Regions from separate parts of the Homo sapiens genome. Here region 2 is linked to region 1. The links are chromatin contacts, found by Hi-C or POLR2A ChIA-PET in ENCODE. All regions are on one chromosome and are shown on one strand. Each heading gives the region's core, a stretch centred on a gene start or an enhancer-like site at or near the end of the contact. The rest is flanking DNA. Distances are from core to core; before and after follow the strand shown. Region 1 overlaps TRAP1 (TNF receptor associated protein 1). Region 2 overlaps CREBBP (CREB binding lysine acetyltransferase).

Region 1 (7,736 bases), core at 1,836-4,335:
GGGGTGTGTGGTGTCACATTCAAACTATCAGTGCTTCCCATTTTGTGCGACCCCAAACCACCAGATAGTTTAACAGTAAGATCTTGTAGCCTGACATTGAGGTTTGTGGTTTTTCCTTTAGGGTGTAGGAGAAACACAAAGACGGAAATTGTACAGCTAGCGTGTTTGGTATCTGGTTCAGGCAGATTTATTCCTCTAATGGTTTATTTTTTTTTTAATTTTTAATTTTTTTTTTGAGACAGGGCCTGGCTGCATCTCCCACCCTGAAATGCAGTGGCGTGATCTTGGCTCACTGCAACCTCTGCCTTGCAGGCTCAAGTGATCCTCCCAAGTAGCTGAGACTACAGGCATGCACCACCACACCTGGCTGTTTTTTTGTAGAGATGGGGTTTTGCCATGTTACCCAGGCTAATTTCAAACTCCTGAGCTGAAGCGACCCCCCGGCCTTGGCCTCCCAAAGTGCTGGGATTACAGGCATGAGCCACTGCACCTGAGTTAGTGATTAAAAGTTGTTGTAGAAGCCGGGCGCGGTGGCTCACGCCTGTAATCCCAGCACTTTGGGAGGCTGAGGCGGGCAGATCACGAGGTCAGGAGATCAAGACCATCCTGGCTAACACGGTGAAACCCCATCTCTACTAAAAATACAAAAAATTAGCCGGGCATGGTGGCGGGCGCCTGTAGTCTTGGGAGGCTGAGGCAGGAGAATGGCATGAATCCGGGAGGCGGAGCTTGCAGTGAGCCGAGATGGCGCCCTGCACTGCAGCCTGGGCAACAGAGTGAGACTCTAAAAAAAAAAAAAAAAGTTGTTGTGGAAAGTTTACATAACCTGAAATCAAATCTGCTTTTAAGAATGCTGTCAATTCAATTAATGTAATCTTGGCGTTATGATACTAAGTCTTGCAATTCTGGCTGGAAATATAGATTTCTTATTTTTTTCTTTTTCCCAATTGTGAGGACTTCTATATACTCCTCCCATAATGAATATTATATTAAATCCTTTCAAAAATATAGGCTGGGTGTAGTGGTTTGTGCCTGTAATCCCAGCACTTTGGGAGACTGAGGCAGACGGATCACGAGGTCAGGAGTTCGAGACCATCCTGGCCAACATGGTGAAACCCTGTCTCTACTTAAAAAAGAAAAACAAAAAAACAAAAAAACACAAAAGTTAGCCGGGCATGGTGGTGCACACCTGCAATCCCAGCTACTTGGGAGGCTGAGGCAGGAGAATTGCTTGAACCTGGGAGGCAGAGGTTGCAGTGAGCCGAGATCACGCCATTTCACTCCAGCTCTGGGCAACAGAGCAAGACCTTCTCGAGGAAAAAAAAAAAAAATTCTGCATATTAATTGGGGAAAAACCAAAAAGACTAGAAAAATGAAACATGGGGAAATCATGTTTAATCTTAGAGTGAGGAAGGCTTTTACAACCAAAAGACTAATTTCCTTTTTTTTTTTTTTTTGAGACAGAGTCTTGCTCTGTTGCCCAGGGTGGAGTGCAGTGGCGCCATCTCAGCTCGCTGCAAACTCCGTCTCCCGGGTTCATGCCATTCTCCTGCCTCAGCCTCCCAAGTAGCTGGGACTACAGGCGCCCACCACTACGCCTGGCTAATTTTTTGTATTTTTAGTAGAGACGGGGTTTCACCGTGTTAGCCAGGATGGTCTCAATCTCCTGACCTCGTGATCCTCCCGCCTCGGCCTCCCAAAGTGCTGGGATTACAGGTGTGAGCCACCGCTCCTGGCGACTAATTTCCTTAATATATAAAAAGCTCTTACAAATCAATAAGAAGAAGATTTAAAATGTAGTAGAAAAATTATCAGAGGATACCAACAGTCCCTTAACAAAAAAGGAAATAGGAAATATTTAAAAATACGGGACAGTGCTCAGTTTTGCTTATAATAAGAGAAATGTAAGTGAAAACTGCAGTGAAAATTTTATCTGACCAATAGGCAAAGATCCAAGAGTTTCATCTCAACACTGACTTGGCAGGAATGTAGGATGATATGCACTTTAGTACATTGCTGTGGGAACGTAAACTGATAGGATCTCTGTGGAGTGTGACTTGGCAGTATCTACCACTGCTTCAAATACATAACCTTAGGCTGGGCGTGGTGTCTTACGGCTCTAATCCCAGCGCTTGGGAGGCAGAGGCCGGGGGATCACTTGAGCTCAGGAGTTTGAGACCAGCCTGGGCAACATGGTGAATCCCTGTCTCTACAGAAAACACAAAAATTAGCCGGGTATGGTGGCATGAGCCTGTAGTCTCAGCTACTCGGAAGGTTGAGGTGGGAGGATCACTTGAATCCGGAGGGTTGAGGCTGCTGTGAGCCAAGATCACTCTACTGCACTTCAGCCTGGGCGACAGAGTGAGACCCAGTCAAAAAAAAAAAGAAAAAAAAAATTAGCTAGGAGTGGTAATACACGGCCTATAGTCCCAGCTACTCAGGAGGCTGAGGTGGGAGGATCACCTGAGCCCGGGAAGGTCGAGGCTGCAGTGAGCTGTGATTGTGCCATTGTGATCCAGCCTGGGCAACAGAGTGAGACCCTGTCTCAAAATAGTAGTAACTTACACCAGCCAGTTATTGCTGTGGTGTTTCCTGATGGTGTGCTTTCTGTTTTCTGCCATTCCTTGTGTTTATTCATTGGAATTCTGCTGTGATGAAGAGCTGCTGCTCCTCCTCTGTTTAAGTGTGCACCGATGTTTGCTTGATTTGCCGGGTCACAGCTTACAATCCATTATTGTCGTTCGTTATTTTGCCGCACAGATTGTCCTAGATTCTGCCACTGGGAGCCCTTCTGGCTGGGCTGTGTGTTCTCCTGACACACCCCGTCCTTTCTCGTCCTTCTGCACACCACTGGGTGTCCTAGGCTCCTCTGTGTGCTCCGCAGGGATCTCTGGTTCCTGTTTTTGGAGAGAGGTATTCACAAACCAAGATCTGGCTGCCAGGTAGGGTGACCAGCCGTCCTAGTTTGCCAGGACAAAGGCTTTCCCTGGGACGTGGGACTTTAGAGTGCTGAAACTGGAACAGCTTTTGGACTTTGCTCTCTGTAGCCTAAGTGGGGGGTCATCGCGCCTGGGCCCTGTCACGCGTCAGTGGACAGAGCTGGGAAATGTGTGTGTGTAAATGTTCCGGTATTGATTTCTGCATCCAGTCTGTACACATGGCAAAGGTTGTGAGCCTGTACTGATGCCTGTACCTCCAGTGCCGCCCCGCAGGGTTTATTCCTGCCCCTTCCTTATCAGTGACTTTTCTTCAACTGTGAGGACCCCAACTCAGTAGCCACAATCAGCTTTTCCGCTTGATCTTGGCACATGCGTAAATCGGGCTCAGACCTGCTGACTCCGCAGGGGACACATCTCCTGCCCGAGCCTGGTGATGGTGTGCTGTCCTCTGAGGTTAGTTTTACAGTAACAGTCAAAGTGCTATTTTCTGAAGTCTCTTAGGTTAGTTCTTCTTTCAGAGTGGTGATGTCATCGTCACAGCTCTGCATATTTGCTGTTTGTATTTCATTTTGTGTTCATGTGCGCCCTGTTTTGTTTTCACGGTTTCTTTTTCTTTTTCTTTTTCTTTTCTTTTTTTTTTTTTTTCGAGACAGAGTCTCACTCTGTCGCCAAGTCTGGAGTACAGTGGTGCGACCTCGGCTCACTGCAACCTCCACCTCCTGTGTTCGAGCAGTCCTTCCACCTCGGCCTCCCGAGTAGCTGATAACTAGAAGTGCGCCACCACGTCTGGCTAAGTAATGGTTTGTTTTTTGAGTATGAGAAACCTGACCATGGTTCTAAGAGAGACATACGAAAAGATGTATGTGGAAGTGTCATGTTCCCTCAGCTCTGCCAGCCCTCTCCCCTTCCCGCTTTCTTTGCATTCTCTGTACATATGCTGGTTGGGGGTTGAATTGTGTCTCCCCACGAAAGATGTTGAAGTCCCAGCTCTCAGTACCTGTGAATGTGACCATATTTGGAAATAGGGTCTTTGCAGGTGATCAAGTTAAGATGAGTTCACTTGGGTGGGCCCTAATCCAGTATGACTGTGTCCTTATAAAATGGGGACATTTGAACAGACAGACATGTGTAGAGGGAGAAGGGCAGACGTCCTGAAGGGAAGACACAGGGAGAAGATGACCACCCACAAGCCAAGCAACGCCAGAGGCTGCAGAGGCTGGAAGAGGCGCAAACAGACCCTCCCTCCCAGCCTCAGGAGGAACCAGCCCTAGTGGCACCTTGATCTTGGACTTCTTGCTTCCAGGACTGTGAGAGAATAAGTGTCTGTTACTGTAAGCTACCGGGTTTGTGCCACGGGGAGTTTAATACACACCTCCTGTAGGTAACCAAGCTGTGGGGTTTGAAGGCCGGGTACAGTGGCTCATACCTGTCATCCTAGTGCTTTAAGAGGCCAAAGTGGGAGGATTACTTGAGTCCAGGAGTTCAAGACCAGGCTGGGCAACAAAGAGAAACCTTGTCTCTATTTTTATTCTTTTTTAAAAAGAGGCCAGGTATGGTGGCTCACGTCTGTAATCCCAGCACTTTGGGAGGCCAAGGTGGGCAGATCACTTGAGGTCAGGAGTTGGAGACCAGCCTGGCCAACATGGTGAAACCATGTCTCTTTTAAAAATAAAAGCCAGGCATGGTGGTGCGTGCCTGTAATCCCAGCTACTAGGGAGGCTGAGGCAGGAGAATCGCCTGAACCCAGGAGGCAGAGGTTGCAGTGAGCTGAGATCATGCCCCTGCACTCCAGCCTGGATGACAGAGCGAGACTCTGTCTCAAAAAAAAAAAGAGAAAGATACGTTCGCGTCCTCATCCCTGGTACTTGTGAGTGTGAGCTTATTTGGGTCATTTCAGATGTATCAGGTTGTGATGAGGTCACACTGCATGGGGGTGGGGCCTAACTCCAGTATTCCTGGTATCCGTATAAGAAGAGGGAAATCTGGACACAGCCAGGACTCACATAGAGAAGAGCTTGCCATGTGACAAGAGACAGAGCCTGGAGGGTCTGCAAAGCATGAAACACCAAGGATGCCGGCTACTGCCAGAAGCTGGGGAGAGGTGCGGGATGGACTCTCCCTCGGCACCTCCAGTGGGAAGCACCGCTGCCCAGAACCTGGGACCTTTTTTTTTTTTTTTTTGAGACAGAGTCTCGCTGTCTCACCCAGCCTGAAGTGCAGAAGTGCGGTAGTGTGATCTTGGCTCACTACAGCCTCAACATCCTGGGCTCAAGTGATCTTCCCACCTCAGCCTCACAAGTAGCTGGGACTACAGGTGCACACCACTACACCTGGCTAGTTTTTGTGTTTTTTGCAGAGATGGAGTCTCACTTTCTTGCCCAGGCTGGTCTTAAACCCCTGGGCTCAAGCGATTCTCCTGCCTTGGCCTCCCAAAGTGCTGGGATTACAGGTGTGAGGTTGTGTGCCTGGCTCAGAACTGTGGACCTTTTTGAAACTGCCTAGTTTGTGGTGCTGTGTTTCAGTAGTCCTAGGAAACAAAATACACAGTCACATCAGTTTCTGGTTTATCCTTTTTGTGTTTCTTTTACACAAATGGTGAGAAACACTGATATGCTCTGTGGGCAGGTGTTGGCACTTGGACACTTCCCTCCTGTGCCCCCAGGGCTGGCTGTGCTTTGGAAGGAGGCACAGAGACTTCAGCACCCTGGTTTGATGTAGACTGTTCGCGAACTCCTCTAATGCCAAATACCATTTAATTCCAGAAGAAATGTCCCGGGATTTTTTTTTTTTTTTTAACTGTACGAATAAAGTGAACAATGCAATTACATGGGCCCAAATAACTGGATGTTTACATGGTTTGGAATTTGAATACTTTCTGAATTGTGGTAGATGTTTTTAAGGTATCTGCATAGAGATAAAGACAGGCTAGGGTTGGCCGGGCATGGTGGCTCACGCCTGTAATCCCAGCACTTTGGGAGGCCTAGGTGGGTGGATCACCTGAGGTCAATAGTTCGAGAGCAGCCTGACCAATAAGGTGAAACCTCGTCTCTACTAAAAATACAAAAATTAGGCATGGTGGCTGGTGCCTGTAGTCCCAGCTACTTTGGAGGCTGAGACAGGAGAATCGCTTGAACCCAGAAGATGGAGGTTGCAGTGAGCCGAGATCACTGCACTCCAGCCTGGGCGACAGAGCGAGACTCCATCTCAAAAAAAAACAAAAACAAAAGGCCAGGTTTGTGCTGTTTGTAAGTCCAGGAATAAGCCTAAAGAATAGGCAAGTTTTGGCTGGGCACGGTGGCTCATGCCTGTAATCCTAGCACTTTGGGAGGCTGAGGTGGGCAGATCGCCTGAGGTCAAGAGTTCGAGACCAGCCTGGCCAACATGGTGAAACCCTGTCTCTACTAAAACTACAAAAATTAGCTGGGTGTGGTGGCAGGCGCCTGTAAACCCAGCTACTCGGGAGGCTGAGGCAGGAGAATCGCTTGAACCCGGGAGGTGGAGGTTGCAATGAGCCGAGATTGCACCATTGCACTGCAGCCTGGGCAACAAGAGTGAGACTTCATCTCAAAAAAAAAAAAAAAAAAAAGGCAAGTTTTTGTACCTTTTAGGAGTATGAAAGTTGATATGTTAATTTTTTTTTTTTTTTGAGACAGAATGTTGCTCTGTCACCCAGCCTGTAGTGCAGCGGCACGATCTCGGCTCACTGCAACCTCCACTTCCCAAGTTCAAGCCATTCCCCTGCCTCAGTCTCCCGAGTAGCTGGGATTACAGGTGCCTGCCACCATGCCCGGCTAACTTTTGTATTTTTAGTACAGATGGGGTTTCTCCATGTTGGCCAGGCTGGTCTCGAACTCCTGACCTCATGTGATCCGCCTACCTCAGCCTCCCAAAGTGCTGGGTTTACGGGCGTGAGCCACCGCACCCCTGGCTGATATGCTGATTTTTAAAACCTTGATTCCTGGATATTCTGTTGTCTTTCCTTTCTACTTGTTACAAATTTGTGAAGAACAGGAGAGGCTCCCAGTTAGATGCGGTTCATTTAGGCTTAGACTTTGACACGGCGTGGCTGGCTGGCCACATATCCTTGACACCATCACGTATTGCAAATCTACTGACCAAGGCAGGGTCCTGGTATGTGGTCCCTGGGGTCAGTGGGTGTTGGTGTTGGGTCGGTCCAGTCCTGTGTTGGAGTGAAAGTGTCTGGTTTCTGGGCCTGCGTCGGTGAACTGCGTGCGGCTGGGGACACATTGGCTGCTTTCCTCCCTCGCTGGGCTCTGCCGGCAACTTTCTCAGCCCACTGGACTGAGCAGGAAGTTACAGAAGACAAGTCTCCTTCTTAGTTAGAAGGTAGAACCCATCGTCAGCTGTTTTTCAGTTTTTAAAGTACACAAATTTTTTTTAAAAAATCTGTTTTGGATGAAAAAGCAATGGGAAAGAATCAACTTTTAGAAGATGAGACAGTTTCAGAATATTAACATTTAAATATTTGGATCCCTTTTGGGAGGATTTTTTTTTTGCTTGACTGTCAAGAGCAAAGAAGTGTGGCCCATCGGGGGCTTCTGCAGGGGCTGCGAGGGTCGAGACAGGTTTCAGTTTGGTAGGTTGATGCGAGGTGTCACCCGTGAGGCGAATGTGGGAAGTGCTGTCAGCAGGCATCTGCCAGCTGGGCATGGTGGCTCACGCCTGTCATCCCAGCTCTTTGTAAGGCCAAGGCGGGAAGATGGTTTCAGCCCAGGAGTTCGAGACCAGTCTTGGCAACATAGCAAAACCCCATTTCTACAAAAAATTTTTTAAAAA
Region 2 (7,014 bases), core at 3,231-5,730, 160 kb before region 1:
CTTTTCCCTTGAAGTTCCCCACAGCAGAGCAGCCATCTCTGCCTGCCTGTCTTGCTGTCTTCTGTCCCTGCCTCTTTGGAGTTGTCAGTGTCCTTTTCCTCTAAACTTCTGCTCAGAGCCTCTTATTTGAAGCCTTTCCTACTTTTGTTCACTGCCTTATTCCACTTGGCTGTAAAATATGACATACGTGTTAATTTAAGTTTGTGGCTTGGTGTCCATTGGCTGTCTTCCTCAATTAGAGTACAGTCCTCTGGGGAGGCCGACTTCTATTCTATCTCAAACCCAGCCGGTCCTGCACCGAGTGAGGGCCCCTGAGCAGTGACTCGCTTCCTTCTCCTGGGGAGGAGAGGGTGGGGGCTGCCGGCCGAGCTCTCTGGCTCTTCAGCAGATCAGTGATTCTGAGGAGGGGCAAGACTTACTCAAGATAAGATCACTGTTCAGAATGAAGTACAACCTCATTGTTCTGTTCTAATTAGGGATTGGTGTGTCTGCATAAAAGAAGCCTGAATTACGGAAGATTTTAGAAGGAGGTTGCTTTAATTATTTCCTAATAGTCATTGTAAAAAAAAAAAAAAAAGTTAGATGTCTTTTGGGAACTTGTTTAAATGCCTAGATAAAAATTACTTACGATGGCATAAATATTAATAAAACAGCTTTTCTCTTTCTTTTTTTTTTTTTTTTTTGGTATAGAGAGTTGTTCCATTATATTTATTTGCATAATCCCCAAGAACTTTCAAAGCAAAGTAACCTTTAATTCTACTAGAATTGCCACAGATCAGCAGGGATGAGTTTATTAGCAAGTCACTACCATTGATAAGTGGCGGCTGTTGAGCGCCTGCTCTGTACCAACCCTGGAGTGCCAGGTTCTTAAAGGCTTTGGCTGGTTCAGCCCTCATAGGTGCCTTGGGAGATGGGATTGGGACAGTGATAGTAATGACTAATATTTTTTGAGTCCTTACTGCATGCCAAGCTCAGTGCTAAATGCTGTATGGTTTAATTCTTTCATCAACGATCCTGCGAAGCAGGTGCTACTGTCCTTTATTTTATTTTATTTATTTATTTTTTTGGGACAGAGTTTTGCCCTTGTTGCCCAGGCTGGAGTGCAATGGCGCGATCTCGGCTCACTGCAACCTCCCAGTGATTCTCCTGCCTCAGCTTCCCGAGTAGCTGGGGTTATAGGCACCTGCCACCACGCCCAGCTAATTTTTTGTAATTTTCAGTATTTTTAGTAGAGACAGGGTTTCACCATGTTGGCTAGGCTGGTTTCGAACTCCTGACCATAGGTGACCCACCTGTCTGCCTCCCAAAGTGCTGGGATTACAGGCATGAGCCACTGCACCCAGCTGTCCTTCCATTTTAGAGCTAAGGAGGGGTACACAGGGAGGCAGTAGCTGTGGTGACAGCTGTGATCTGAACCAGGGCTTGGTTGAGTACTCTTCTCACTACACCAGACTGCACTTCCTGTGTCCGTAGTGTCTAATTAGTAATAGATCAGTAAACACACCGAGAGCGTAGTGTGGCCTCCAGGTCATTTAACAATAATAATAACAACACTGTGAATCCTTCCACCACTCTCTAGATTCCTCATCTCTAGGAGTGAACTTTTCCAGGATGCTTTGCCCTTGCTGGATCAAGTTTTTTGTATGTAGTTTTTTTCCTTCAAATTTTGTTTTAATTAACAAATAAAAATTGTATGTATTTATCATATACAACATGATGTTTTGAAATATCTATACATTGTGGATTGGCTAAATTGAGCCAATTAACATGTGCATTACCTCTTCCTGTGTCCGTTAACTTAGAAATTAAAAATTCTTTTTGGAGCCACAGTGGCACATGCCAGCAGTCTTGGCTACTTGGGAGGCTGAGGCAGGAGGATTGCTTGAGTCCAGGAGTTTAGGAGTTTGAGGCTACAGTGAGCCATGATCACACTTGTGAATGGCCACTGCACTCCAGCCTGGGCAACACAGACCCCATCTCTTAAAAAAAATTCCTTTTGGAAGTTTTTCGAGGGTAGGTAAATAGGTGAATAAAAATGTTTAGCTTTTGAAAGATTTAATAGAAGCATTTGAGTAGTCAGGGCTATAGTACAAGTCTGAGGATGTAGGGAAAAATCAGGTTTCTCCTATACTCCTTTATTCCTATACTCAGTGTCAACAGTCGACACAGAACACCTCTGGGACCAGATTTGTGGAGATGCCCCCAGCCACACACACACACCGAGTAGGCACTCGGTGCTGCAGCAGACGCCAGCTGACAGGCAGATGGTGTCAGATCCCACGGTTGAGGGCTCAGTCCTCAAGACTGCCCCCGCCCCCCACCATTTGCAAGCCCCAAGTTGTTTTACCTGTGCTTCTGACTGGCTATAAATGGGGTTCCCACAAGCCCCTCCTTGGGTTCAATTAATTTACTAGAGCGGTTGACAGAGCTCAAGGAAACATGTTTACTGGTTTTTTATTGTAAAGGATATTATGAAGGATACCACTGAATATCAGGTGATAGGGCAAGGCGTGTGAGAGGGCCATGTAGCCTTTTTGCCCCGTCCAGGTGTGCCACTCTTCAGGAACCTCCATGTGTTCAGCTATCTGGAAGCTCTCTGAACCCTGTACTTGTGAGTTTTTATGGAGGCTTCATTACATAGGCATGATTGATTAAACCATTGGCCGTTGGTGATCAACTTAAGCTTTAGTATCTCTCCCTTCCCTGGAAATTAAGGATGGGCTGAAAGTCCCAGTCCTCTAATCAGTCATGCCTTGGTCTTCCTGGTGACCAGCTCCTGTCCGAAGCTACCTAGGAGCTGCCAGCCATCAGTCAATTCGTGAGCATACGAAAAGACATTACTGGTTGGGTGTGGTGGCTCACACCTATAATCCCAGCAATTTGTGAGGCCGAGGCGGATGGATCACCTGAGGTTGGGAGTTCTAGACCATTCTGGCCAACATGGTGAAACCCCGTCTCTGCTGAAAATACAAAAAATTAGCCGGGTGTGGTGGTATGCGCCTGTAATCCCAGCTACTTGGGAGGCTGAGGCAGAAGAATTGTTTGAATCCGGGAAGTAGAGGCTGCAGTGAGCCAAGATCGTGCCACTGCACTCTAGCCTAGGCGACAGAGCCAAAAAAAAATAAAAATAAAAAAATAAAAAATAAAAATTCTATTTTGGAGATTCCAAGGATTTTAGGAGTTGTATGCCAGGAGACAGGGTGGAAGACCAAATACATAGTCACAGTATTACAAAAGTAATGCAAAAGACAATCTAAAGAAACCATGAAAAAAAAATCTAAAGAAAGGAGACCTTTTTCACAGGAAATAGGGATGTGAGAGAGAAATTAGGAGTGGGTGAGGAAGAGAAAATATGTGTGGGAGGGAAAGCAGAGAAGTATGAACACATCACAAAACAGCATCTGAACTCTTACATGCTTATTTCTTACACTACTGTTGCTCATCCTACATTATGCCATTTAATCTGTGTATCAATTCTAGGGTTGGGGTTCATTGATGCTGAGTTTGTAGCCAAAGAGTGAAATATACTTGGGTGGTCCCCTAAAAGGTAAAGAGGGCAATAGGAAAAAGTCTTAAAGAGAAAGATGACCCAGTGTAATATTTCTAGAGAATTCGTTATTGTTTCTGTTTTCAGAAAGTAGTAGTAAACATTAAGATTACTGCTTTATATCTTTGACTAGACAAGCAGCTTGTTGATACTGTGTATCCTCTATAATGTGAGCACTCATTCAGCACGTGGGTTTATTGAGTGCCTAGTACATACGAAGCATTTTATGCTAGGCACTGAGTAGATAAGCAAGACAGGATCCCTGCTTTCAGGGAGCTTACAGCCCCACGCACGTTATAACGTGAAATTGTTAGCATAATTTTAACGCATTGTGTCTGTAGGAGCATAAAAGAGTTCTTATTTCCAGGAGAAGGTGTGATAGACCAGTCCTGTCAGTACAAATAATCTGGGGCTCCAAGTGGAATTCAAAGAAGAAAATAAGGTATTATGGAAGAGGAGGCTGTAGAAAACCTGAAGAAAGGTGTGTTTTGTGGATACTTTGGCTGATGGCTTTGAAATTTTTTTCAGATGAGGCTGTTTTCAAATGTTATTGGCTGCACAGATTGATTTAGCCACCCACCTGGTGTTTGATTCTAGTAGTTCATTCCTTGCTTAAGGTGAAATGCTGATTTCTGATCATCATTATTAAGAATGGATCCTGGAACAGATGTAGGTACCATTTGTCTTTCAGTGTTTAGGAGTGATCCCCACCTAACAGTCTGCATGCAGACCACCGGCTTGGGTTTCCTAGTATAGAAGTGAATGTCCTCTGTACCTTGCTTGGTAAACAGTTGCCTTTCCTGAGGCTGGCTGAGTTTGGCTGTAACTTTCTCCTTCCTAAGTCCCTACTATTTTCCTCATTCCTCACTGGGTCTTCCCAGCCTCGTATGAGTGTGATAGAAATGGGGAAATGTGTAGCCTCTCTTTTCTCTCATTTCAGCTTAATGAAAGGGGTAGCCTCCTGGTTGGCAGCCAGGAAGCTGCAAAAGGGAAAATTCCTTTCCCTAGCTATGGAAGTATGACAGGCAGTGTTCGCTATTTGATATCGGCTGGTGAAGTTTCCTTGAGGTGCAAATGCTCTGGGTGCAGGGTGCCCACAGTCTCCTTTTCTTTGCATTCTCCCGGGCCCCCTGGTAACGGTCAGAGAGAAGAGGGCTTACCTGGGACTGGATCGCTGTCAATCGTGAACCTTAGGAACTTCCGATGATACAGATTGCTCTTGCTTAACCCATGTGTTGGGACACTTTGGTGTGTAGAAAGCAAAGCTGTGTTGTGTTGCAATATCCTGGCCTGCCTCCTTCACTCCCCTTTGTCAGTTTTGCTGAACTAGGGAATATGGAAATGTGGTGACAGTGGTAAACAGAAGGGTGATGGTACGACTACGTGTGCGCCCTATCTTGCCTTTTAAAAAGCCACACCTGTATATTTGGTTTTACACATATTCATATGGTGAATTACAGAAGAAGAATTTGTCTAACTCTGCCTTCACCCAAACAGCTGGTATATGTATTTGGACTGAAATAGGATGAAAAAGTGGTCACGGTGGTCAGAGTGTAGCAGACCAGTGAAAAACAAAAACACTAGCCCAGGACATAAGCCCTGCTTACAACTTTGAAACTTGCCTGTGAATTTGATAAGAACTAGAATAAACCATAAATGAAAACTGATAGCTCTGAGAGTGGCAGGATGATGGGTGAAGTTTTTAACTCTGGGGCGTTGGTACCCTTGTTTTACAGGTGAGGGTATGAAGATGCAGAGATGAAGCAGTTTGCCTAAGGATGCAGGATTTCAACTCCTGTGCTCAGCTTCCAGCTGTTCTGTTCCCATTGTTCTACACTGAGGCCAGCCCTGCCCTGGGTTTCACTAAGTACTCTCTGAGTTTATCTGCTCTTCTGTGGCCTGGCCTCCCTCTCCTAGGAAGAGTGCTTAGGGATGTTCAAAATAGCCAGTTAGGTCGCCTTTTGCAGATTTTTCCAAACTTAAATATAAAATATTTGGCCCTTGTTTGCTTCTGGGTTACAGTGCTTGACACGGTCTCTTCATCCTCGCCCTGGACAGAAAGGAAGGAGAGCTGATCTCTAATGGTAATGGCTCCAGTTCCTGGTTTAGATGAAGTTTCATTTTCATGCTCATCAGTTAAGGAACACTGCATTTTTAAAAGTAGTTATTTTGGGCTGCAGTGGCTCATGCCTGTAATCCCAGTGCTTTGGGAGACTGAAGTAGGAGTATTTCTTGAGGCCAGGAGTTTGAGACCAGCCTGGGCAACATAGCAAGACCCCATCTCTACAAAAAAAAATTTTTTTAATTAGCTGGCAAGCCTGGGAAACATGGCGAAACCCTGTCTCTCCAAAACAGTACAAAAATCAGGTGGGTGTTTTGGTGCAGGGCGGAAGCTGCATTGAGCCTGCAACTTCACTGCACTCCAGCCTGGGTGCCGGAGCAAGACCCTGTCAAAATAATTATTTAATTAATTCATTAATTAAAAATAAAATAAAAAATGAGCTGTTTGTGGTGGGGCACACCTGTGGTCCCAGCTATAGGGGGCTGAAGCGGGAGAATTGGTTGAGTCCAGGAGTTTGAGGATACAGTGAGCTGTGATTGTGCCATTGCACAGAGGTGACAGAGCAAGACCCTATCTCTAAAACATAAAATAAAAAATAAAATGTTGTTATTTGGGGGGGTACATATTTTCTTTTTTCCTTTTATTTGTAGTTGACATGTGATTGTATATATTAAGGGGTTACAGAATATTTTGTAACATGCATGCAATGCATAATGAGCAAATCATAGTAATTAGGATATCTACCACCTCAAACGTTTATCATTTGGGTTGGACAAAAATATTTATTAAGGAGTACCGAGTAAATTTGTGTGTGCAGGTGGACAAAGCCTGGAGGGCAACAAACAAAACAGTAGTTATGATAGAGAGGACTTTTTAATACATATTTAATAAATATTGTACAGTTTGTGTCTGGACACCTCAGTGAATCTCCAAATTTAGGATAGCAAAATAGCGTAAAAACTATGGATTGGAACCCTCAGAAGCATGTTGAGACCTATTTCACCAGGTACAGGCCCTGTGCCCTCATGGAACTGTCTGCTGTATCCGGGATCAGATTCCTTTCTCTTCAAAATGACATGCCCTGTAACCATGAGGAGGTACCCCAAATTGAAGGACCTTCTACAATAACAACTGGCCTCTATTCTTCAAAAATGTCAGTTATGGCCGGGTGCAATGGCTCACGCCTGTAATCCTAGCACTTTGGGAGGCTTAGGCGGGCGGATCACCTGAGGTCAGAAGTTCGAAACCAGCCTGGCCAACGTGGCGAAACCCCGTCTCTACTAAAAATACAAACGTTAGCCGGGTGCGGTGGTGCACGCCTGTAATCCCAGCTATTCTGGCTGAGGTTGGAGAATTGCTTGAACCCGGGAGGCAAAGGTTGCAGTGAGCCTGGATCGTGCCACTG

What was found. Hi-C counts contacts between places; a loop is a spot of excess contacts on that map. ChIA-PET counts read pairs that join two places held with the same protein, here RNA polymerase II (POLR2A). Pooled maps may share reads with other maps.
Region 2: a loop to region 1 is called in a map with no recorded cell type, with 3 times the contacts of the local background. The contact joins two enhancer-like sites. A Hi-C loop is called at or near these places in 1 of 168 maps with a recorded cell type or tissue (GM11168), 4 of 37 single-sample maps with no recorded cell type and 5 of 50 pooled maps. POLR2A ChIA-PET finds 5 or more read pairs at or near these places in 4 of 52 experiments (CD4-positive, alpha-beta T cell, GM12878, HEK293 and 1 more).

What each region holds. Positions count from the first base shown.
Region 1 is chr16:3,691,385-3,699,120 of GRCh38, reverse strand. All of the region lies in intron 1 of TRAP1 (TNF receptor associated protein 1), which reads left to right. Among named protein-coding and RNA genes, the nearest start is that of TRAP1, 22 kb to the left of the region's middle. RefSeq lists an enhancer at 2,401-2,901. Within about 2 kb of position 3,085, at least 8 of the 41 ENCODE cell types and tissues checked have a DNase peak (open chromatin) inside an H3K27ac peak, as active enhancers do.
Region 2 is chr16:3,855,322-3,862,335 of GRCh38, reverse strand. All of the region lies in intron 1 of CREBBP (CREB binding lysine acetyltransferase), which reads left to right. Among named protein-coding and RNA genes, the nearest start is that of CREBBP, 22 kb to the left of the region's middle. RefSeq lists a silencer at 2,265-2,449. Within about 2 kb of position 4,480, at least 8 of the 41 ENCODE cell types and tissues checked have a DNase peak (open chromatin) inside an H3K27ac peak, as active enhancers do.